2 separate regions of the Mus musculus genome follow, and region 1 is linked to region 2. The links are chromatin loops, found by intact Hi-C in ENCODE. Cell type or tissue: left cerebral cortex. All regions are shown on one strand. Links, peaks and the distances in the headings refer to the core of each region. The heading gives the core; the rest is flanking DNA.

What was found. Peaks named below come from ENCODE experiments on the same cell type or tissue, not always from the same donor. Only the 100,000 strongest peaks of a DNase experiment are listed, where the experiment ranks them.
Region 1: it touches region 2 in a loop (5-fold over the local background); 2 of 42 quality-filtered maps call a loop at or near these places.

Annotation. Positions count from the first base shown.
Region 1 is chr5:125,830,022-125,841,634 of GRCm38, forward strand. Gm40327 (a long non-coding RNA gene) reads right to left here and starts at 7,884. Exons shown (of 3, transcript XR_868522.2): 1 at 7,746-7,884; 2 at 3,057-3,148. In left cerebral cortex, for the core only: a CTCF peak has its summit at 3,084; DNase peaks (open chromatin) are centred at 2,287, 3,127, 6,069, 6,405 and 1 more place; H3K27ac peaks cover 2,235 bases.
Region 2 is chr5:125,924,817-125,936,429 of GRCm38, forward strand. It overlaps 1700048F04Rik (RIKEN cDNA 1700048F04 gene), which reads left to right and starts at 3,953. Exons shown (of 2, transcript NR_166411.1): 1 at 3,953-4,270. It overlaps Gm32986 (a long non-coding RNA gene), which reads right to left and starts at 1,983. Exons shown (of 3, transcript XR_377070.2): 1 at 1,111-1,983. In left cerebral cortex, for the core only: no CTCF peak of the experiment used is centred there; DNase peaks (open chromatin) are centred at 2,368, 5,984, 6,876, 9,101 and 1 more place; H3K27ac peaks cover 2,632 bases.

The DNA of each region.
Region 1 (11,613 bases), core at 1,751-9,750, 95 kb before region 2:
GAGTGAGTCTGGACACATAGAATCTAATCCCACATCAATTGTTTTAGAAGTGGTTTTTCTCATGTATCGCTTTAGAACAGGCCTGTTTATCAAGGACCACTGGTCCGTGTAATTCATCAGCTAAGGAAAATGCTCAAATGGTTTTCTTTCAGACTAGCAGGATTTTAAAAGGTGGTTATTTAATTATAGACTACTCGTGAGAGGGACAGATAAGCCTAATAGACCATTTTATTTAGTGGAGAATGACACCTGAAGCACAGGAATTGTGTGTGTGTGTGTGTGTGTGTGTGTGTGTGTATGTGTGTGTGTGTATGTGTGTGTATGTGCGTGTGTGTGTATGTGTGTGTATGTGTGTGTGCGTGCGCACGCACATGCATTAACACCATCAATTTCTCCCCATCTACCGTTTAGGTTTGCTGCTAATTTAAAACTTCTAATATGATTTCCCACTCTTTCCCCCATCCTTGCCTCCCTCTCTTTTCACCCTTTCTCCATCCCTCCAGGGAGGGACACCAGCTTTCAGTTTACAGTGTAGGAAAAGCCCAGGACTTGAAGATGCAGCTAGTCTCCTCTGTACCTCAGAGGCTGCAATCAGAACATGTCCACCACTGAAAAAGTTCTCCTGATAAAAGAACCACTCTATTCTGGGTGTAAACACAGAGGCAGGTGGGGCTGGAGCTGCTTCTGTGAGAGGATATACCATCCGACAGTGAGACACAAGTAGCAGAAGACGGGGCATGAAGGTTTTAATAAACCATATCCTGCCGGAGGCTGGGAAGACGGCTCAATGGTGTTCAAATCCTCTCTGTACCTTTGTAAAAAGCCAGGCATGGCTATTCAAGTCTGCAACATTGTAGGGTGGAGACGGGTAAATTGCCAAGAGCATACTGGCCAGTCAGACTAGTCAAAATGGTGGGTTGTGGTTCACTGAGAGACAGTGATGAGGAAGAGACTGGACATTCTACTCGTCTCTGCACATATGCATACATGTGTGCCCTCACACTTGGGAACAGACACTCCACTCACACGCACACATGAATCCCCCAACCACACCCCCGTGAAACCTTGAGTTCAGCAGATCTATGACCTATGTGACTCCAAGTATGAAACATGAAGGTTTATATTCTCATTGTCTCGTAAACCCTGTTTTCTGTCAGTTTACAAACTGGAGAAGGTAAACCGATGATTTTCCAGACTCAGGATGGGGTGTCACGACTTTTGGTCTTTCTGGAATAGCATCCATCTCTCAGCAGAGGGACTTTCCAACTTACCCCTCAGGACGATAAGGATCCATTTGAGGGTTTTAACTGGGTGACTGGCATGCTTAGTTTTCTATTTGAGAAATAGACTGGCCAGAATGTACAACATCGTTCAGTTACAAAATGAACACACACCAGAGCCCGGGAACAGTGAGCTGACAGTGATTGTCACTGGGGTTTTGTGTATGTGGAATATGTCAAGGGAGTGGATCTCAGAGAAACAGAGACACAGGGAGACCGAATGAGGTGATAGATGGGCTTGATCTTAGAAATGTCTGTCCAATGTATAATTTGATCAGAACACTACACCTCATACCTCAAATGTATACAGCTTCCATTTGTCAAGCACACTTGATACATCTCAAAAGACAAGGTGACAGAGAGTTGCGACAGAAAGTTCTGGAAGGGGCTAGAGAGAAAGCCTAGCAGGTAAGCACTTGCTACCCCCCCCCAAAACTTACATAAACGCCACGTGGATGTGGAGAGTATCCTGTAATTCCACCCCAGAAGGCAGAGGCAGGATGCCCAGAGCAAGATGTCTAGAAAAACGACCCATACCAAGGAGCTTTGCCTGTGAGACATCCTGCCTCAGTGAACAAGATAGACAAGACATTAGGGACATTTCCTGAATCCACTTTGGGCTTCCACATGTGTGTGCATGCACATGTAGAGGAAAAACACACACACACACACACTGAAAAGAAGGAAGTTCTGGAAGAGGTAAGCCCAGACAGGATGGCTGCTAAAATCAGAAATAACAAACTGTGTTGGAGCTCACTATAGAGGAAGAGGGGGACCAGAGGGAGAGTTAGGAGTGTGTTTGTCTGTTCATACCAAAGCATGAAGAGACATAAAACCAATGCCACCTGCTCCAGGATCTCGAAGCCACAGCTGTAGCCGAGGTACTGTTGGTAATTGATGGTCGCTCTGTGTGTGTGTGTGTGTGTGTGTGTGTGTGTGTGTGTGTGTAGTCACTTTTTGGGGTCAATGTGACCACAAGCTCATGCTCATCAGTTTGTGATTCCTCCGAAAGCACTCTGGGGCCCATCTTAAGTCATCATAGCTCTCAGTGCCTAAGGCTAACTGACTCCCAGAAACCAGTTCAGTAGAGCTGACTAACATCTCCTTACATCACAAGGACATTTTCTACTGTAGATATAATAAACACATATATTTTAGAATATACAGAAACTTGAAAAATGGAAATGGAAAAAAATACCTCTACCGACTTTGAATTAAAAAACACATTTATTTTAGAATTCTCTAGGATAGTTGCAATTTCCCGCATACCCTACACATGATTTCCATATATTAGCATCTTACATAATCGTATGAAAATAATTAGGAGAAATTAACCTTTGTAAAAAAAAAATCCGTTTTTCCTTCCCTGTTCCTGCTCCCTGAATGACGACTCTGAGACTATTTATTAACAAATGCCTAGGCCACAAGCTTTGGCTCCTTCCTGGACTAACTTATTTAACCCATTCAAACTATTCTAAGTCTTCTACATGGTTAGATACCTCTCTTTCATCCTCTTCCTTAGCATCTTCCTCAACATCTCCCTTAGCATCTGCCCCAGCATCTTTCCCTGAATCTCCTTTTATTCTCTTACTGCCAGTGTCTCACCTCCTATTTTTTGCCTCAGCTCATTGGTCATAGACTTTATTTTATTGACAGGTGATGCTTATAAGAGATTCTCTCTACAGACCTTGGGGCACTATTATCAACTAAATGACTCATTTAAAATTTTTATTTTTGCTTATGGGTCTTTTTGTGTCTGCCACATGGCTGTAGTACCTGCAAAGGCCAGAAGAAGTCAGATCTCCCAGAGTCAGAGTCAGTTGTGAGAGTGCAAAGGGTTCTGAACAGCTGAGCCATCTCTCCAGCCCCTAAATGAAACAATTTTGTCACAGCAAGGAGAAAAATGGATGCTGTCACTATTAAACTCTTTCACACTGTAGATTCCAGCCCACACTGTATTTAGTAGTCAAGAGTCCTGTAATATATTAAAGTTTTCTTACTCCCACTTTGGAAGTACCTACCCCTGGGTTTTCCCTAGTCTGTGAAGGTTGTGAAGGCATGAGTGGCCAATTTTCCAGGCTCTTTGCTAATGGTACACCTGTTTTGGTGTACTGAGCTTCCATACCGTATCCTGCATGTCCTCGATTTCTGACGGCCCTCTTACTCTTGTGGATTCATGGCTTTGAACACTGATTTACACTTTTTTCTGGTGCAGCCATAGGGAGGTTTGGCACTAACTGATTTTGTTCAGTCTGTGCTATTTAACAGATAAAGATCCACTGAATTTTAAAATATTCATTTGAATAATTTAATTTTATATAGATAGTATTATGATCTGGTATGGAATTCAAATGTTTTGACACCAATTAATTGAATTTAGGATGTTATGTAACCTTTTAAAACCATTCTCTGGTTTTAAAATTTGGTGTGTGTGTGTGTGTGTGTGTGTGTGTGTGTGTGTGTGTGTGTGACTCATAGTGGCTAGGATATCATCAAGAAAATATGCACAGAGAAATCCCAGAATAGACAGGGGGCGACTCAGAGAGTCCCACCCAAAACTGAGGAGCTATTGGCAATTGATGGTTGCAGGGGAGAGGGCCAGTTTTCTTCATGGATTTGGCTTCTGACAGGCTGCCCATGTTCCAGTGGATGTTTGTCCCTACCCCCACACATGTAGTCAGCACTAAATGGACTCAGTGGTTTTTATAAAAACGTACATGGAATTAAGGGGGGAAAGTGGAAAAGGGGAGGAATTCAAGGGGGAGAGGATGGGGATGGATTTGCTCAAACACATTATGTGTATGTACGAAGTTCTTGAGCAAAAAATTTAAAACAAAGTAAGTAAATAAATAGATAAGTGTGTGTGCATGTGCACATGTGATAGGAGTGTGTGTGTATGTGTGTGTGTGTGTGTGTGTGTGTGTGTGTATGTGTGTGTGTATACATGTGTGCAGGTATGTAGCACCTGTGACTAGAGGAAGGCAGTCATGCAGTATCATCCTCTATGTCTCTCTGCCATTTTCCTTTGATGCAGTGTGGTGATTTGAATATCCTTGGCCCATGGGAAGTGGCACTATTAGGAGGCGTGGCCTTGTTAGAGGAAGTGTGTCATTGTGTAGGTGGGCTTTGAGGGCTCCTAGTGCTCAAACTCTGCCCAGTGAGGAAGAGAGATGCTCTTCCTAGCTGCATGTGGCTACAAGTCTCCTCCTGGTTGCCTTCAGATTAAGATATAGAATACTTAGTTCCTTCTCCAGCACCATGTTTACCTGGATGCTGCCATGCTTCCCACCATGATAATAACGGGCTGAACCCCTGAAACTGTAAGACAACCTCAATTAAACGTTTTCTTTAAAAGAGTTGCCTTGGTCATGGTGTCTCTTCACATCAATGAAACCCTATCTAAGACAGGCAGTGTCTTAGCTTGGCTTTTAATGCTTACAAGACGATTACAGTCGACATGCAAGCACAAATTAGAGATGATGAACTCATCTTGATTTCATGCTGTTTTGGTATATTTGAATGAAAGCTGGGGATTGGGAGAATTAGAGAGAGATGGGACGGAGAAAGTGAGGATGCAAAGGCCTATCAGGCTCCTGCCACTTGCTTTTGCATTCAACATTTCAGATCTAAAAACAGCCACCACCACCACCACCACCATCCAACAACAGGGCACCCATACAACGGACTCACGGAGAAGACACCAAGGGGCATTACATACTTGTAACTCACTTTCCCGCTAAAGCCTGGTGTATTGAGCCGATGGATTTTGTTGTCAAACCCTGATGATGAATCCCTAGATTGGAGCCCCTAACACCGTGATGAATGACACTGTGGTCGATAGGATAGGCATTTTTTTTTTCCTTGTAAAATCAACCCAGTAGGGAAATTACAAGGACAGCTCACATATATAAATAAAAGAATCTTTCACGCTGGCAGTTGGAATTGTTACTATATATCCCAGTTCTTTGCATTTTATCTCCATTAGTGTGTTGTTTTCAGCCCTCACTTGCTACATAGAAAACTGTGCATTTTCTACACTATCGTTTGGGGTGCACTTTGCAAGCTAAAAACTAAATCAATCCATTTCAAAGGAGTTCTCTCTGTCCTTTTTACAGAATTGAAATTAAACTATTTTCAAAAAGTATTTTGCACTTTCCTGGCTCAGTGTCATTAAGGTTTGAGTGTGAAATTTCCCCACAGGCTCAGTTGTCTCAAACTGGTGGAACTGTCTAGGAAGGTTGTGGAACCTTTGGGACTGTGCCCTAGCAGAAGTAGGTCATTGGGGCAGGAAGGAGGGAGCTGGTTGGTTCTGACCTAACTCTTGGCGGTTTAATCCACCCAAACGTGAGAAGGCCCCATGCAGGCTCTCAATGCCACAGATCAACACGCTGATGCCTGCCATGCTGTTCCTGTCATGACAGTCTGTCCTTGGTGAGTGTGTGCCCTAAACCTCTCTTCTTGTACATTGATTGTGTCAGGAGTTGACACCACCTTGACATAAAAATAAGTATTGAAAGTGTACATCTGTGTGTGTGTGTGTGTGTGTGTGTGTGTGTGTGAGAGAGAGAGAGAGAGAGAGAGAGACAGAGAGAGAGAGACTTAAAGGACTAAAAAATACTCCTAATTCAAAAATAAAGGTAAGACACTTGTCAACAGGACAGTAGCGAGTTAAGGGTGGGATGACCCTGGAGCCTCCAGAAGGCAGGAACCAGAGATGGTGGCTTTACCATGAAGGGTGTCTACTATCTGTCAACACCTTCATGACTAGGATTGGTGAGCTGCAGACTAGCCATGTGGGTGTTTGGCTGAGAAGTGCACTTTTTATAGAAACTGGAGTGTGCTCCCTTGGCTGCATTTGTTCCCTCTACTTTTATGATTTTTAGGAGAGTAAGAAATGCTTCACAAAGTTCAGTGGTATTATGCAAACTTCAGTCATGGGTCACTTTCTGTGCTGTAATTGTCTACCAGGTTTGGCTCCAAAAATTCTCCAATAGCCTTTAAAGGGTTTCTGTTTAACTCATTCTAGGCTGAACTATTTTTCTTTCCCATAAAGGTTCCATGAGATAGATACAGGTTTGTTCCTAGAGATAAGCCAGTGCCTTCAGCTTCTGGATGGGGTCCTCTGCTGAGGTTTGTCAGCAGAGCTTCAACCTCCTCCCAGCAGATATCTGTGCCTGGAAATGTATCCTTTAGGTCTACTACTCCCGTGTGCGTGTGTGTGTGTGTGTGTGTGTGTGTATGTGTTGTATCACATAGATGGCTGTCAATTTTGCCTACATTTATTTTTTACTGTGTGTATGGGTTTTTTTTTTCTTCCCGATTTAAAATTGTTCTCACATTTCATAAGAGTTTCAGCACAATCTTCATTTTTAGAGAGAGGATCTTCCAAATGCATCTTCCTCTGGTCTCAAGAGATGGAAATGCCCCATAGTTTCATGGACTGAGCTTAGGATCAGTGTGCCTACCAGAGGAGCCTCTGTGTTCTTTGAGCCCTGCCTTTGGAGGTTAAGTATGTGTTGTTTGTACTGTTTGCTCTAGCATAGAGCTTCTTTTTAGATTGTTTTCCCTGCCTCACTAGACGCCATGCATTGTAAAGTCCTTCCACAAGGAAACCGCTGGCCACATTGAACGGGGGAGAAGGGAGATTCACAGTAAAATATAAATGAAGAAAGCAGAGGTGACAGCCATGTGTGTGATACCCCCACTGCTAAGGGGGAGTGGAAACACGCAGACGGTTGCAGAACTTGCAAAATTTGGTTGGAGCTCATTCCTCCACAATGCTCACATAATTTAGCACTAAATTTTCAGATCTTTTAATGGCTATCTTTCTGTAAATTCTTCTTAATTAAGCTGTGTGAGCATGTGTATTTCTCTCTCTGTGTGTATCTCTGTCTGCATCTCTGTTTTTGTGTGTCTCTGTGTGTATGTTTCAGTGCATGTCTCTTTGTATGTGTATGTCTCTGTCTGTCTCTGTTTCTCTATTTCTCCCTCCTCCTCCTCCTCCTCCTCCTCCTCCTCCTCCTCCTCCTCCTCCTCCTCCTCCTCCTCCTCCTCCCCCCTTTCTCCCTCCCACCCCCCCCAGATGTTCAGAGACTGTCCTCAGGGACTACTGGTCATTGGTGATTTTGCCGTGACAAACTCTGAAAATAAGGATGGTCTCCTGAGGCATTCCCTGTTGCTGGCCTTTTCCATTTAGTCTTTTGAATTCTTCTTCCTCTGTTTTTACAGATTCCCTCTAGTTCGTTTTACCCCATTCCACTTCCATGCCTTGCTGTCTTATGGTGGGAGCCTCCGGAGTTTCAAACTCACGTCCTGTGTGGTGTTTTGCCTGAGAAACCACATAATCTGGAGACTTGTGTTAAATTCGGTCGTTGGACACTTAAAGTTACTACTAGTTATTAAATAGAAATTGTGTTTAAATTTAAAAATCATCTCATTTGTGTTGGTATTCTCCCACGTGCTCACCTGATACTTGTAGGTAGTGCTTCCCGGTTGACCATGGCACCACTCACTTCCGATCTCACACAGACCCTGACAAGGACTACTTCTGGTGCTGTGTGATTTCTTTTTTTTTCTCTTCCAATCAAGGTGAGGACTTGAGCCACTTCCGGTGTCACGTTGTTGGGCTCACAGCGCTTACATGATCTAGTTCCGGTTTTTCACAGGCTTCCAGCGTCTACGTTGAGCCCTTGACATGGGACATCCGCAGCGTGGCCAGAGTTCCATTGGGCTGAGCAGAGGGATCCCTAGTTTTCATTGTTTTCTCTGCCCAATGTACATGAGATTAAATTTTCAGACCCCATAGTGGCTTCTATGAACTCTGTGTTATTATGTTTTCAAATCCTCTTAGTTCTTGGCTGAGTCGCTGACAGCTGCCTCGCTCTGTAACCTAGCTGCCGTTGTTCTATTACAGCGATTTGATCGATATTTTCAGCTCTCCTAATTCCTTTTTCTGAGAAACTCAGCTTCCTTCTGTGGGTGTGGTCTCAGAAGTTGTTGGAGGTTACCTCCTAGGAGGTCTCAGACCCTTCCCTGGAGGTTCTGGGTCCCTGCAGACAAGGAACTAAGGCTTTTGCAGCAACTCCTTGGTGGCTTTTTCTTGCCTTTTGAAAAATCCGAGGACCATTCTTTCCACTGGCAGCTATTCACACACATTAAAATCTCTCTAGGATGAGAGGTCCAGCTTGCATTTTAATCCTGACATCAACAGACACCTGAGTTATCAGGATGATATTTATTGAAAGAATCAAGTATGAGTTCTGACACTCCTTTGTCTCTCTCTGGGACACATTTTCCCCCCCTTGACAGCTAAAATTTCTAAGTTTATTCAAATCCATTTTTAAAAAATCCATATTATTCTTAAATTTTTGATGGGAATGACTTTAGTTATCTATAAAGTGACCCTGCTGGTCCAAACCCCCTCTTTCCATGGCTAAAAGGAAGGAAGGCTATTTTAAAAACAGTTCTACCTAATGAAAATATAGCTTTGTTGTTGTTGTTGAATGTTATTTCTTGAGTTCGGGAATTTTTTAATACTAATAAGGGACTGACTGTTCCCCAGATGTCTCCTTGTCCCCCCTCCCCAATATTATTTTTTTTCTTGTAGACATGGGATGAATCCCTCTATGCCAATTATCAAATGTTTCTGATTCAACTTGTGGACAAAAGCAATCTAGCTTCTGTCTTTTTCTATTGGTGTTCCTTTTCAAGGAAATAAAAATACCAAAACCTGCCCGAGAATAAGGATTTTTCAAAAGTCTCATCTCCTCGTGAATTCTAATTTCCAAAGTTGACATTCATTAAGGGGAATGGATATGAGCTTGCCAGGGGCATTTGGATGTGCATTTTTCTATTTCTTGTTATACTTATTTTCCCTTTGTGACTTTAGGTGCAAGCTACCCACAGACAAAAAGAGCTATCTAAAACAAGTTCCCATCATCGCCCTCTCTATAAATTGAGATTTCTAAAGTTGAAGAGGAATGAAGTGAGTCTGCAGATGTCGTCCACATACGTCCTAGAACAAGCAGCAGGAAGAATCACATTCCACAAACACATGTATCAGATGGACCCATGAAAGTGCAGGGGTCCTGGTTAAATCTAAAATCCCTGTAAATTAGGATTTGTGTGTGTGTGTGTGTGTGTGTGTGTATCTGTGACTGTGTATGTCTAGGTGTATATGTACATGTGTGTGTTAGTTAGAGTTTTACTGCTGTAAACAGACACCATGACCAATGCAAGTCTTATAAGGACAACATTTAATTGGGGCTGCCTTACAGGTTCAGAGGTTCAGTCTATTATCACCAAGGGAGGAACATGGCAGCATCCAGGCAGGCATGATGCAGGAGGAGCTGAGAGTTCTACATCTTCATCTGAAGGCTGCTAGGAGAAGACTGGCTTCCAGGCAGCTAGGAAGAGTGACTTAAAGCCCACACCCACAGTGATACATTTCTTTCAATAAGGCCATTCCTACTCCAACAAGGCTACTACCTCCAAGTAGTGCCACTCCCTGAGCCAAGCATATTCAAACCATCAAAATGTGTTTGTGAATGTTTGTAAGTGTCTTAGTTTGGGTTTGATTGCCATAAAGAGGCACCAGGATCATGGTAACTATTGAAAACTTTGTCACTTACAGTTTCAGAGGTTTAGTCTATTATTGTCATGGCTGGAAACATGGTAGCATGCAGATAGATGCAGTGCTGGAGAAGAAGCTGAGAGTTTTACATCTTGATCCACAGGTAGCAGATGAAGACTGTGTGTCACACTGGGGACAGCTTAAGCATAGAAGACCTCAAAACCCACCCCCAGAGTGATACATTTCCTCCAACAAGTCCACACCTACTCCAACAAGGCCACACCTACTCCAACAAGGCCACACCCACTCCAACAAAGCCACACCTACTCCAACAAGGTCACACCTACTCCATCAAGGCCACACCCACTCCAACAAGGCCACACCCACTCCAACAAGGCCACACCCACTCCAAGGTCACAACTACTCCAACAAGGCCACACCTACTCCAACAAGGCCACACCTCCTAACAGTGTCACTCCTATTGGCACTATTTGTTCAGTCCCTTTAAACTTATTCATAAAACTGTTCAATGGACAAAAGGTAACTTTATTGAAGCAAATACAGAACTATTAGAAAAATAAACAGGAAGATGTATGTCTTGGTTACAGTTCTATTGCTGTGAAGAAACATCATGATCAAACCATAAGAGGAAACACTTAATTAGGGTCTTACAGGTTCAGAGGGGGAGTCCAGGACATCATGGTGGATACCATGGCAACAGGCAGGCAGACATGAATGGAGCAGTAGCTGAGGGCTCACAACCTATCCTCCAGACAAGAGAGAGAGAGAGAGAGAGAGAGAGAGAGAGAGAGAGAGAGAGAGAGAGAGAGAGAGAGAGAGAGAAAGAGAGAGAGAGAGAGAAAACCTGAGCCTGATGGGCTTTTGAAATTTCAAGGCCCAGTGACACATCTCCTTTAATAAAAACACAACTCCTAATTCTTTCTAAACAGTTCACCAACTGGAAACCAAACACATTCAAATATTTGAGCCTCTGTGGGCCACACTTATTCAAACTACTAAAGTATGTAAAAAGAAAAAGAAATCAAGTAATGAGTGTCCATCCCACTTGGTAGTATATTTTTTATCTTTACACTTTGTTTCTCGGAGGTTAGGGTTATTTGCATAACAAGTTTCTAATCAGCCATCACTCTCACAAAAGCCAAAGGCGTCCTACCTCCCCTCTTTCTATTTGATTATCCACATTGGCATCACTTATCTGTATGGAAACATATCCCTTCATCCTGATTTAGTTCAAAGCATGAGAACTATTGATGTGCAATTAATTGCTATTCATATTGGGATAAAACAGAAGCCAACATGATTGAGTCTATTGTTGCTGGGAGCTGAAGATTTCCCTTCCATTTAATAAAACATGGTAAATATGATTTTAACACAAGCCTAAAACCCCATAAAGGCCTTTCGTTTTCATATTTTCATTATTTCCAGATCATTCTGTGCTATAAACAGGAACCTAGAGGAGGAGAGCTGTGTGGAGTCACTGACACACACGCTAAACTAAGGTTTCATTTGCACAGTAAGAAGATATACCTATCCTCTGTCTCTGGGATGTTGACTCCAGGACCCACCCCTCATGATATAAAAGTCCTTAGGTCTCTTGGCTAAAATGACATTGCGTTTGCATATAATCTATGCAAAGTAACCTCTTGTATACTTTAATCATATTTATGTGTGTGTGTGCATACAGACCTGTACGTGTAAGTTCAGAGACTGGGGAAGGATATAATGTGTTGTGCTCCTTCA
Region 2 (11,613 bases), core at 2,183-10,182:
ACCATCATGCTGTTTGGGGGTCTTTTCTGCTTTTTCAAGCAGGAGATAGTATTCTGGAAGCCCTTCTTGTTCTTCTTGTTGTTGGCTGCTGATTTGGCTCTTATTTACCTCTCTTGAGTGGTCCAAATTCAAGTCCAAAGCTTCTGAAATGTACCTCAGAGACATCTCATTTGTGCGTCAGAAAGAGTTCTGTGTTGGTTGTTGTGGATGAGTGGGTACGTCTGAGCTATGGCACAACTCCGGATCCATGATCAACAGCATGAGACCAACCCAGGAAACAAGTGCAACGATTGTTTATACTTATTTTTATTCTCTCTCCCTCCCTCCCTCCCTCCCTCCCTCCCTCCCTCCCTCCCTCCCTCCCTCCCTCCCTCCCTCCCTTCCTTCCTTCTGTGACAGGATCTCTGGAAGCCCAGACTGGCCTTGAGCTTATTATATAATCAAAGATGTATAGTCTTGAACTCTGGGCCCTCTGCATTCACCTCCTGAGTGCTGAATCTACAGGTGTGTTGAGCACACCTGGCTTATGAAGTGATGGGGAAGGAACCCAGAGCATCTTTCATGCTGGACAGCACCGGACCAGCTGAGCACCATGCCCAGCCCTGTGTGTACTTTCTGAGTTTTTGATGTACATTGCTAGGGGAGCTCTCAGAGATTGTCAAATCCCCAGCAGCAAATGTGATTTTCTGTCTCTTTCTAGCTATTTCAGTTTAAGATATTCTTGTTGAAAGTGCTTTGTATCTTAATTGTGGTGGCTTTCTCATATACACATACAATAATAATATCAACTCCTACACCCATGCACATATGATGACTTAGGATGCAATTCATAATAATTTTTTAAAAAAGAAAACATGAGGTTGGGAAAGAGATTAAGTGGGGGGAGTCACTAGAGCATTTGGAGGGAGGTGGCAGAGAGTGAATATCATGAAACTGTACTGTGTACATGGATAAAGGCTTCAAGGAATCAATACAAACATTATTTTTAAAAAAGATCCATGTATTAAAGGAGATAGAATTTTGTACCTAGTGTGTTCTCAGGGTTTGTAAGTATGCTTTACTGAATTGGTAAAAAAAAAAAAAAAAAAAAAAAAACTCAGGCTGGCTCACCCTGGTAGATGCCTCTTCTTGAAACTGGACAGGAAGCAGGATCCAAGGCGCAGGCAGATGGTTCTGTTGATGTGTGAAATCGTCCTTGGTTGGGGCCCCAACTCTGTCACTTTTTCCACATGCGACACTCATTCAGTGCTGTCTCTGTTTCCATGGTTGCACACTGAGGGGTCCTCGGTGTTGGCATGACCGGATTCCTCCTTCTACAGTGCACTTGGTAATGGGGAAGAGTGGGGAATGTGGTTGAGGCCCTGCTCGTGGGGAGAGTAATTTTCAGAGGAAGAAAAAGACAGCAGATCCATAAATAGGAGGGAAGCATCAATCTGTTCTATGGGCTGTAAAGATGAAACAAAACCAGTTTTGTGAGCTTGGAAGCTTCTTTGGCTAAGCGGTAGGCAAGATATCTCTGGAAAAAGGATCTAGGTTAGAGATGTGAAGGGCAGGAAGACATCTGTTGTGCCAACCCAGGAAGTACAGATTCTTGCAGAGAACCTAAGGTGGAAAAGGAGGAGGCATGTTTGTTGGGGAGGGGGCAGATTTGTAGTCCTGGAAAAATAGAAAGTTACACATGGACGTGAGCAGGACTCCCACATGAGCTGGCTTTGGATATCACCCTACGAGTTCTTCACTGGGTGTCACAAGCTTCTCTGTTATTGTGATAAGACTAACCAGGAGCAACTCAAGGAAGGAAGGAGTCTTTCTTCTTACTCTTTATATCCCATCATTGAAGTGGCTCATCCAAGTGCATGCTGAGAGCAGAACTCTGGTCATTTGGAAGAGCAGTAAGCTCTCTTAGGACCTGAGCTATCTCTCCAGCATTCCAGCTGATGCACTCATGTCCTTTGAGACTACCTTCTTCTCTGGGATGTGGCAAGGTCATCCTCTGGTAACTTTCTTGGGTTTTCTTACGTATTTCCTAGCATATTTCAGATAGTATTTTGAATTCTGGCCTGCTTTTTTTTTTTTCTTTTTTTTTTTCAATTGCTCAGTTCCTGACCGGGATGATGCTTTTGCTCGATTTGGAAATTGTTCATTTGAACGCACATCGCCTCAATTATTTGCCATTCTTCAACTGTCTTGTACAACTCCTGGGGTATTTCAGGAGGCAGTAAACTTAGCAACAGCATTCGGTAGCTGAAAAGACTTCCTTGTGTTCTTTCTTATTCAGGTGGTTGCTCCTCTGTGATCCACTCCTTGTTGTGGCCAGGCACAGTTCTGTCTGGAGAGGCCTCACAAACATGCCTTCCTCTGTGGGAATCCACGGAGTCCCTTCTCATTCAGAATCCAGTCCAGGTCTTTGTGAGTGACAAGAATGTTGTTTGGATTGGAACAGAACCAATGTTCATATTGGTTCCAAACCTTCATATTTTCCCTTAAAGTTTCCATCCAAGTAGACATTATTTTTAGACTTTCCCTGTGCGTTTGCAATTATTTTATTTTATATATGTGTGTGTTTTGTCTGTCCATAGGACTGTGCACCACTTGCATGCTGCTGGGTGCCCTCAGAGTCTGACAGAGTGTGTACATCCCCATAGGACCAGAGTTACAGATGGTTGTGAACTTTCATGTGGGTGCTGGGACTCAAGTCTGGGTCCTCTGGAAGGGCAACCAGTGCTCTAACCACTGGGCCACCTCTCTAGCCATTCCCTGAGCTTTTTTCATGCACAATATGCATTAGATTAGGCAGTTCTCCATTCTTCTTGACAGCATTTATTATATTTTGGTTCAAGCATTTGGTATTTGGGGGGTTTTACTTGGCTATCTGGTGATGATAATCACCCTTAGATATCAGCTTAGACCATGTTCTAAGGGCTGTTCTAATTATTGTTTAAGATGGTCTGTTTTATCCTCAGTGGAAGAGGTAGACCTGGTCAGGCTTGTAACTCTTGCTGCTAAGGTTAAAGGTCATGAGACCCAGAGGTCAGGGAGACAGGAGCAAAATGGTGTGCTCTGGACCTAACAGGACCACTGCGACCTTGAACTCTCAGCAGCCATGGTGGTTAAGGCCTGAACACAGCCAAGCCAGTCAACATTTCAGCATGGAATCGATCAGCATGTGTGGGGGGTGGAGGTGGGCAAGGGGGGGGGGCTCCAAGATCTCATCCTAGGCTGAGGAGTTACTGAACCTTGAAGGCCACTTGTGGAGAAGTCAGTTCTCCACAGGGATGCGGCCCCTGGTATGTTGATCCCGCACCAGTGGATGGCCGCTTACTCATGCACAGGTGGCAAAGCATGAATTTGAACCAAGGGTTATTAAAATAAAGTCATGGAAGTGGGAGGAAGATGGGTGTGAAGAGGTCTGTGAGGCGATTCAGGGAGAAGCAGGATGAACACAATCAGGATTCGTTGTAACCATATGTGAAATTCTCAAAGGATAAATAAAAATATATTTACAAAACTTTTCACGTAGCGAAAGAGCTGAACCGCGCGGTAGGTCCTTCAGGCTGCCTGTGCTTCCGGATACAGGTTGAGTTCGTTGTGGGCTTATTCTGTTACTCAAGTAGAAATCTTTTGGCCAGCTCTTGTCTCATCTCAATGATAAATGTAAAAAAAAAAAAATCACTCTATCTCTCAAGAGAACCAGAACCCCATAGAGTTGGCTGTTGTCCTCAGCCAATCCCAATCGCTTGGCTCCTACAGGATGAGTTGGATACAATGAGATAAGGTGGTTTGTATGACCCTACAGATTACCTTCTGGTTGCTACCTCCCTCCAGGGGCTTCCATAGACCACACAGTTCCTTTTGTGATGGAACCCAACCAGCACCTGGCAACTAGTGATGACTAGGAGATGGGAATTTTGATTGGCTAGGAAAGTTCTTCCAGTCTATGTTTAAGGTGGCCAGAGATAGTCATAATGAAGTAACGGATAAATGGCTGCAATCTCCCCTACTCCTCCACCCACACCCACCCCTCCCACACCCTGCTTATTGGTTCTGTGTCTTTAGATAAATCAAATAAGGCAATAAGACGAGCCATGAGATTTTGGATATATATGTATATCAACATCAGCGAAGGATCTGGGGATGTGGCTCAGGGGTTAAGGACACTTGCTGCTCTCATAGAAGACTGGAGTTTGGTTTCCAGCACCCACATCAGGTGGCTCCTACCGTCTGTAACTCCAGATCAAGGGGACCTGATGCCTTCTTCTGGTCCCTGAAGGTATGTGGACATTTACACACACACACACACACACACACACACACACACACACACACACACACAAATGTAAGACCTAGTCACTTTTTCAAAAATGGGTCAACAAAACACAACATATAGCTTTCAAACATCACTGTATAAGAGTGAGGAAAGCAGTTTTGTAATACAGATGGACAAGTCTTTTGTTAAACAAAGATTTACCAAAAGAAACAGACATAAATTGCTGATAGCACCTGCCTTGGGCCCACAATGAGGCTGGTCTTGGTGGGCAGAAGTGAGAGAGCAAGGTGTGATTCCCTTTACTACCATGGCTACCCAGATTAGGTATAAATATTGCCTTTGGCTGTCGTCTGTCTTGAAAAACTAAAGGAATCAAGTTCAGAAAGCAATAGAAAGTGAGGAAGACAGTCACAGTGTACCTGGGTCCCATCCTCCTGTCTGTGATCCGTGCTGTAATAAAACAGAAGGCAAGGTGGATATAATTGGTCCCTAAGATGTGTTTATAAGATCCCCCTTCACAGATCAGTTGATTGCCCCCTCACCAGTACCTTAGGGCAAGCCCACAAACACTCTCCATAGCTGATTTTTCAAATAAGGATGAACAGGTCATGTATTGGAACATGGAGATGAGCCCTGGCACACAGCCCCACAGGCACATGAGTAAGCAGAATATCTGAGGCCAACATTAAGGAAGGAATGTGACCAGGACAGGACAAGGGTTGCCTCAGTAAAGTAATCTTGGGACACCAAACACATACCCCCCCAACACACACACACACCCCACACACACACCATGAATAGATCTGAAGTCAGACCTTTTTTTTTTTTTTTTTTTTTTGGTTTTTCAAGACAGGGTTTCTCTGTGTAGCCCTGGCTGTCCTGAAACTCACTCTGTAGACTAGGCTGGCCTCAAACTCAGAAATCTGCCTGCCTCTGCCTCCCAAGTGCTGGGATTAAAGGAGTGCACCACCACTGTCCAGCCTGAAGTCAGACCTTTAATTGTGTTTCTTCAACATGGCTGGACAACACACAGACACACACAAAGACACACACACACACAGACACACACACACACACACACACACACACACACACACACACCCTAAGGTGGATCTTAGCATCTTTCCTCGCCCTGCCATGTTGGTAGTGCAGACAAAATCATGTATTAATGATGCATACATATTTAGAACATTAAAGCAAGCCTTCATGGTGAGCATGGAAGCAGAGCTGGGTGTCTGCTAACTTCACTTAAGTTTTTCTAGTGAGATCATTTATTTTTGGTTACCATGGTGACAAATTAAAATGAGCTGTACCATGAGACTATATATGCTGTATATAAAAATATACAACCTAAATTAAATGTATATAAAATATTATGGGTACTCCATATATTCCCCCAAAGTATAAAAATAACACACTATAGTATTTTATACTATGTTATCTTCTATAGGTTATATTATTTGCTCAACAGTCCTTCTATTTCCATTTATTTCATAAAATACTATAAAATAATGTAACACACACACACACATGCAATATATGCACAATTCAGAATAGAGGACAGATCATACCGCCTCCCAGGGCTGATGTCTGACACCCTGGCTTTTCCCTGTCCCTCTGATGTGCTCTCACCTGTTTTATTACAACTGTTTCTATTTCTGCTCTCCCTAGACACCAGTGTAGAGGGCTCTGGTAATTAGTAGGCTGTCTGTCACCATTCTCTATCCTTAGCTTGCAACTTCATCCAACCGAGTTCAGAAGTTCGGTTTTGACTTAGCTGCAAATGACTCCTGTAGTCCTGAGAGTCTGAAACCAAGCTCTGCAGGCAGTAAGGAGAAGAGTCAGGGCTTCCACACGAGTGTCAGGCTTTATACCCTCAAGGCAGCTCCCCCAGACACATGTACACTCTTTATTTCTGTTGTTCTTCTCTGCCACCCATCCCTGAGGATACCTGCCTGTCAATAGGATATGCAGAGCTCTCCGTATTTGATTGTTTGAATGTCGAGGAAGAACCAAGTTCAAACAAAGGCAGCGTGTTTACAGACAGACTCAAGTAAACAAGTATCCTGGTGTGTGTGTGTGTGTGTGTGTGTGTGTGTGTGTGTGTGTGTGTGTGTGTATTAAGTATAAGCAACACTGATACATTTAAAGTTGTGTGCATATACAGAGAGAAATGAATGATGTGTGCACATATTCATACGTGAAAATAAAACAGATATTAAAGAAGAGATGTGGCAAAGATGGCAAACTAGTTCAATGGGTAGAGTGCCTGTCTAGCATCCATATAGTCCTGGGTTCAATTCCCAATACCGGCATAAACCAGGGATAATGACGAAAACCTGTAATTCTAGCACTTGGAAAGACCAATGAAAGGAGCCGAAGTCCAAGATCATCTTTGGATTTACAACAAGTTCATGGCCAGCATGGGAAATAGAAACTATGTCCCTGTCTTTAAAAATGAGGGTAGGGAGAGTAAGTATTAGCTCCAAGCCTCCCCCATGCTGTGGCTAAGCTGTCCTGGCATTTTACATTCAGATCCTATGATGTTAGCTCACTCTATATGCTGTTCTAGGCATAGACTGTCACCCACTTAAATAGCTCAGATGCTGCTGGCAGAAAATGCACGATCTTGACAGATGCCGAGAGTCGAGCCCTGCAGCTAGCTGTGTTAGTGATTCAGAGCCTTGGGACTTAAGGACTTGCTGGCAAATTGACACTTCCAAGTTGATATTTAGAGCCAAACAGAAGCGCCTAATAGCTAATAGCAGTCTTTTAAATTTGCCTCATGGAAATATCCCTTGGGGGCATCAGATGTTCCTCGGTGGAGAAGAGGTAATATTATTGGCTAATGAGTAAGGTGTGTGTTCTAAGGAGTCAGAGGGCAGTAAGATGTCTGGTGATATCAGTTCTGGGGTCTTCATTCCTGTGGGCTGTGTTACTGTTTCTTGTGCCTGGGACCGAATATCTGACAAGGAATCAATTAAGGAAAGAAGGGTTTACTTTGTATTATAATGCAAGGGCACAGATCATCTTTGTGGGGATGACATGGCAGCTTAGGTGTGGGGCATTTGGCCATGTTCCACCCACAGTTAGGAAGCAGAGTCGCAACTGAGGGATTGCCTCCATTAGATTGACCTGTGGGGAAGACTGTGGGGGTACTGTCTTAAATAATGATTGCTGTGGGAGGGCCCAGTTCACTGTGGGTGGTGCCATCCCTGCGCAGGTGGTCCTGGGTGATGAAAGAAAGCAGGCTGAGCAAGTGATGGAGAGCAAGCCAGTAAATACTGATACTTCATGGCCTCTGCTTCAGTTCCTGCCTTGAGTTCCTGGCCTGACTTCTTTCCATAGTAGACTCTGTAAGTCAAACGAACCCTTTCCTCCCCAGGCTGATTTTAGTCAGGGTTCTTGTCTCAGCAGCAGAGATGCAAACCTGGCCACTCCTTCAGAGGTACACCCCGAGACCTTTGTCTCCTAGGTGGCTCTAGAGCTCCTCTAGTTGGCCATGGTTCAGTATTAACCATGACAGGAGTCTACCACAAGAGACAGATATGAGCCAACATTGGTTGGCTTGTGCCTGCTGCTATGGTAGCAATGTGAAATTGCTAGTGTCTGGCCATTTTGACTAGAAGGGGCTTAGAGTGGACTCAAGTAAAGGGAATGCCCTCAGTAACCAGTCTTGATCCCACCACAGGCCAAATGACTAGAATTCCCTGGTGGGAAAGCAAGACTATCATTAAGAAATTCTATTATTATTATTAGCTATTTTGTTTTAAGTGTTTTTTATCTATTTAATTTTTTAGTGTAGTGCAAATATTTAAGAGTGGGTATATGCTCTGACACTTTAAGTATACCACACTTGCATGTATTCATCATGTTATAGAGCAGAACTCACCTTCTTTCTCCTTCATGACATGAGGTCTTATGTAGCCCAGGCTGGCCTTGAAATTGCAGTGAAGACAAGGATGGCCTGTCCCTCCTTGTCTTCCTGCTTTCACCTACCAAGCTTCCAGCTGTTAAGATTACAGGCATGATTTATGTGGGGCTGGGGACAGAAACCAGGGTCTCTGCCCACTAGGCAAGCCCTCTGTAAGGGAGATAATCCCAGACCTGCAGAACCGAATCTTTTCGTAGAAAGGAAAGTTGCACTTGGTGAACAATGACGTCCAGTTCATCTCCAGGCCCTGGAAGCCACAATTCTTCTCTGTTCCTATGAATGTACCTGATGCTTCATCCCGGGATTGGCTTATTTTATTTAGTATTGTCTCCTCTGAGTTCATCCATAGTCTTGAAGACGGCAGTGTGACTTTCATTTTTTAAGGATACATAGTATTATATTGTATATATCCTTTTGAGTCTGTTTCAGGGTGGAAGGATTCATTCTGGTAAGAGGGATTTTTTTTATTACAATGTTTCTTATTTAATTTAAGTAGAAAAATAATGAGATCGTGTGTATTTGGGGTATTGTGTGGTAATTTGATGCAGAAAGGCTATATATAGCAAACATATCAGGGTGATTGGCAAGTTCTAAGTAAAACCTTTCTAATTCTTTTTGTTGGGAAGTGTGGAGTCTCTTTCCTCTTACAAGCTGCCCACCAAGCATACTCCCCTGCCCAGAACCATTTTCTTTATAAATCTATTATTCTATTTGCACTTACTTAAAAAAAGAAAACCAACTGGGTTGGCAATTTTTACTCCATAATATTTACCTACCCAAAGCCTGCTGTGTCTTATATTCTATCTATGCATTTCTCACATCTCCAGTACAAAGCTCGGGAAACAGGAGAGAGATGGAAAGATAAAATTGTAATTGGCTCAGTTGTGTCTCACCACGGCCCCCCTTCCTGGGCTCATCCCTCTGATGCTATCTCAGTCCTAAACACCCTCATAGGAGCCAGAAAACCAACAAAGCACATCTTCCACTTTTATTTTTATTTACTTATGATTTTATTTTTGCATATGCATGCTCCTGTGTGAGCTAGCATGTATACATGGAGGCCAGAGGTCAGCCTTGGTGTTGTTTTTATTTTAGGACCCTGGCTTTTGAGTCAGAGTTCTCACCGGTCTGAGGATCATTGATCAGATAAGCTAGGTGATTGGCGGGGTTGAAGTGCCTATCTCCAGCCTCCCTGCTCCGCAACACTAGAATTACAAGCGCACATTTGAAGGAGGCAAAGGTTCTATAGCCAAGATGGACCCTCTCTTCCTGGGAGGAATCTGTAGTTATCTTTTGAGCAGTGCATCTTTCTAATTCACCCATAAAGAAAAGGCTTGTCAGGAACAGTCTGCTGGAAACACATTTCTTAGCTGTCACCTTAATTTTATTCTTAAGACCAGAGGTAGACAGCAGAAAGTCTGGTCCAATCTAGGATAAGTGGCATTTGTGCTCAGCAAAGAGAAGAGGAGAGACAAAGCAAGTTCCCTATGATCCTGAGCCTGCTTCAATGACAGCAGCAGAAAGTGGGTCACACGCATGCTTCCCCACCCACCTGCTTTTTGCTGACCAGAAATATTAAACTCCTTTTTGTGTATGTGCTGGGGATTGAAGCCAAAACACTGCATGCTCAGCTTAGTGCACTGCCGCTGTGTTCCGCCCCAGAAAAAGAAGAGGTCTTTAAGTTATTTCTTTATAGTTCAAATATCCACTCCCATCTCTCATTACAGCGTATTGATTCTTCTGTTAGCTTATGGACCTCGCCCTCCTCTGCCAGATTTGAGGCATCCAAACAGTTGAAGCTTGTCTTCAGCTAGGGAGGGATATATCTATCTGGTTCATTGCTTTTTGGGGGAGCTGGGGAGAACTCTAGTAAACACCCATAATTCATAAGATGAGGGAAGATAGACAGCTCCTGAGAGGGAAGATGCTATGTACCCTTGTCAAGCCTTAGGTCGTTAAGACCATAAAGCTAGACATTCTATTCAAAGGAAATTATCCCACAAAGTAAGTACAAAAGCAACCCAGCAGGCCCTCTCAAAAAATGCACACCACAGCTGTGCTGATGAAGTTCTGAGACAGATGAAGAGTCCAACTTAAAAACATGTCGTCTTAGTCAGGGTTTGTCTTCCTGCACAGAACATCATGACCAAGAAGCAAGTTGGGGAGGAAAGGGTTTATTCAACTTACATTTCCACACTGCTATTTATTACTGAAGGAAGTCAGGACAGGGACTCACACAAGGGAGGAACTTGGAGGCAGGAGCTGATGCAGTGGCCATGGAGGGGTGCTGCTTCCTGGATTGTGCCCCCCTGGTTTGCTCAGCTTGCTTTCTTATAGAACCCAGGACTTCTAGGTCAGGGATGGCACCACCCACAATGGACTGGGCCCTCCCCCTTGGTCACTAACTGAGAAAATGCCTTAGGGCTGGATCTCATGGAGACCTTTCCTCAAGGGAGGCTCACTCTTCTGTGATAACTCCAGCTTGAGTCAAGTTGACACGAAAAACCAGCCAGTTACACATGTTATGGGGAATGAGTGTAATAAATTGGTGGACTCTCAGAGTGGTTGACTGATGGAGGGAAAGATTCATTTACTCAGCTGTTTTCCCCATCTCACACACAGGTTGTCAATGCATTTCAAAGACAAGTCCTTAGGAGCAGAACCCAGTACATCAGGGACTATCCCACTTGAAATCAGTTGCACTGGTCTAGAAAGAGGCTCAAAGTCTCAGCACGTGGATCAGTATAAGTGCCAGGGAAGAGAGGCTGGCATCTGCACTCATGACTAGAACTGCAGAAAACCAAAGAATGCTGAGAGTGGGAGAAAGAGTCTTCCCCAGGGAATGGCACACCAATCGGCTATTCAATACAAAATAGTCAGCCCTGAACACAAACATGAAAGTAGCATTTTACAGACTGAGAAGGTAATATTTATGTATTTAGGATTATGTGATATATATATATATAAAATCTCACATATATATGTATATATATATATTTGTGTGTATATGTATATGTGATATCACACACACACATATATACATATATATAAACACAACATTAAGAAAGAAGAATTTTTTTATTTATTTTTTTATTACATATTTTCCTCAATTACATTTCCAATGCTATCCCAAAAGTCCCCCATACCCATCCCACCACTTCCCTACCCACTCATTCCCATTTTTTTGGCCCTGGCGTTCCCCTGTAATGGGGCATATACAGTTTGCGTGTCCAATGGGCCTCTCTTTCCAGTGATGGCCGACTAGGCCATCTTTTGATACATATGCAGCTAGAGTCAAGAGCTCCGGGGTACTGGTTAGTTCATAATGTTGTTCCACCTATAGGGTTGCAGATCCCTTTAGCTCCTTGGGTACTTTCTCTAGCTCCTCCATTGGGAGCCCTGTGATCCATCC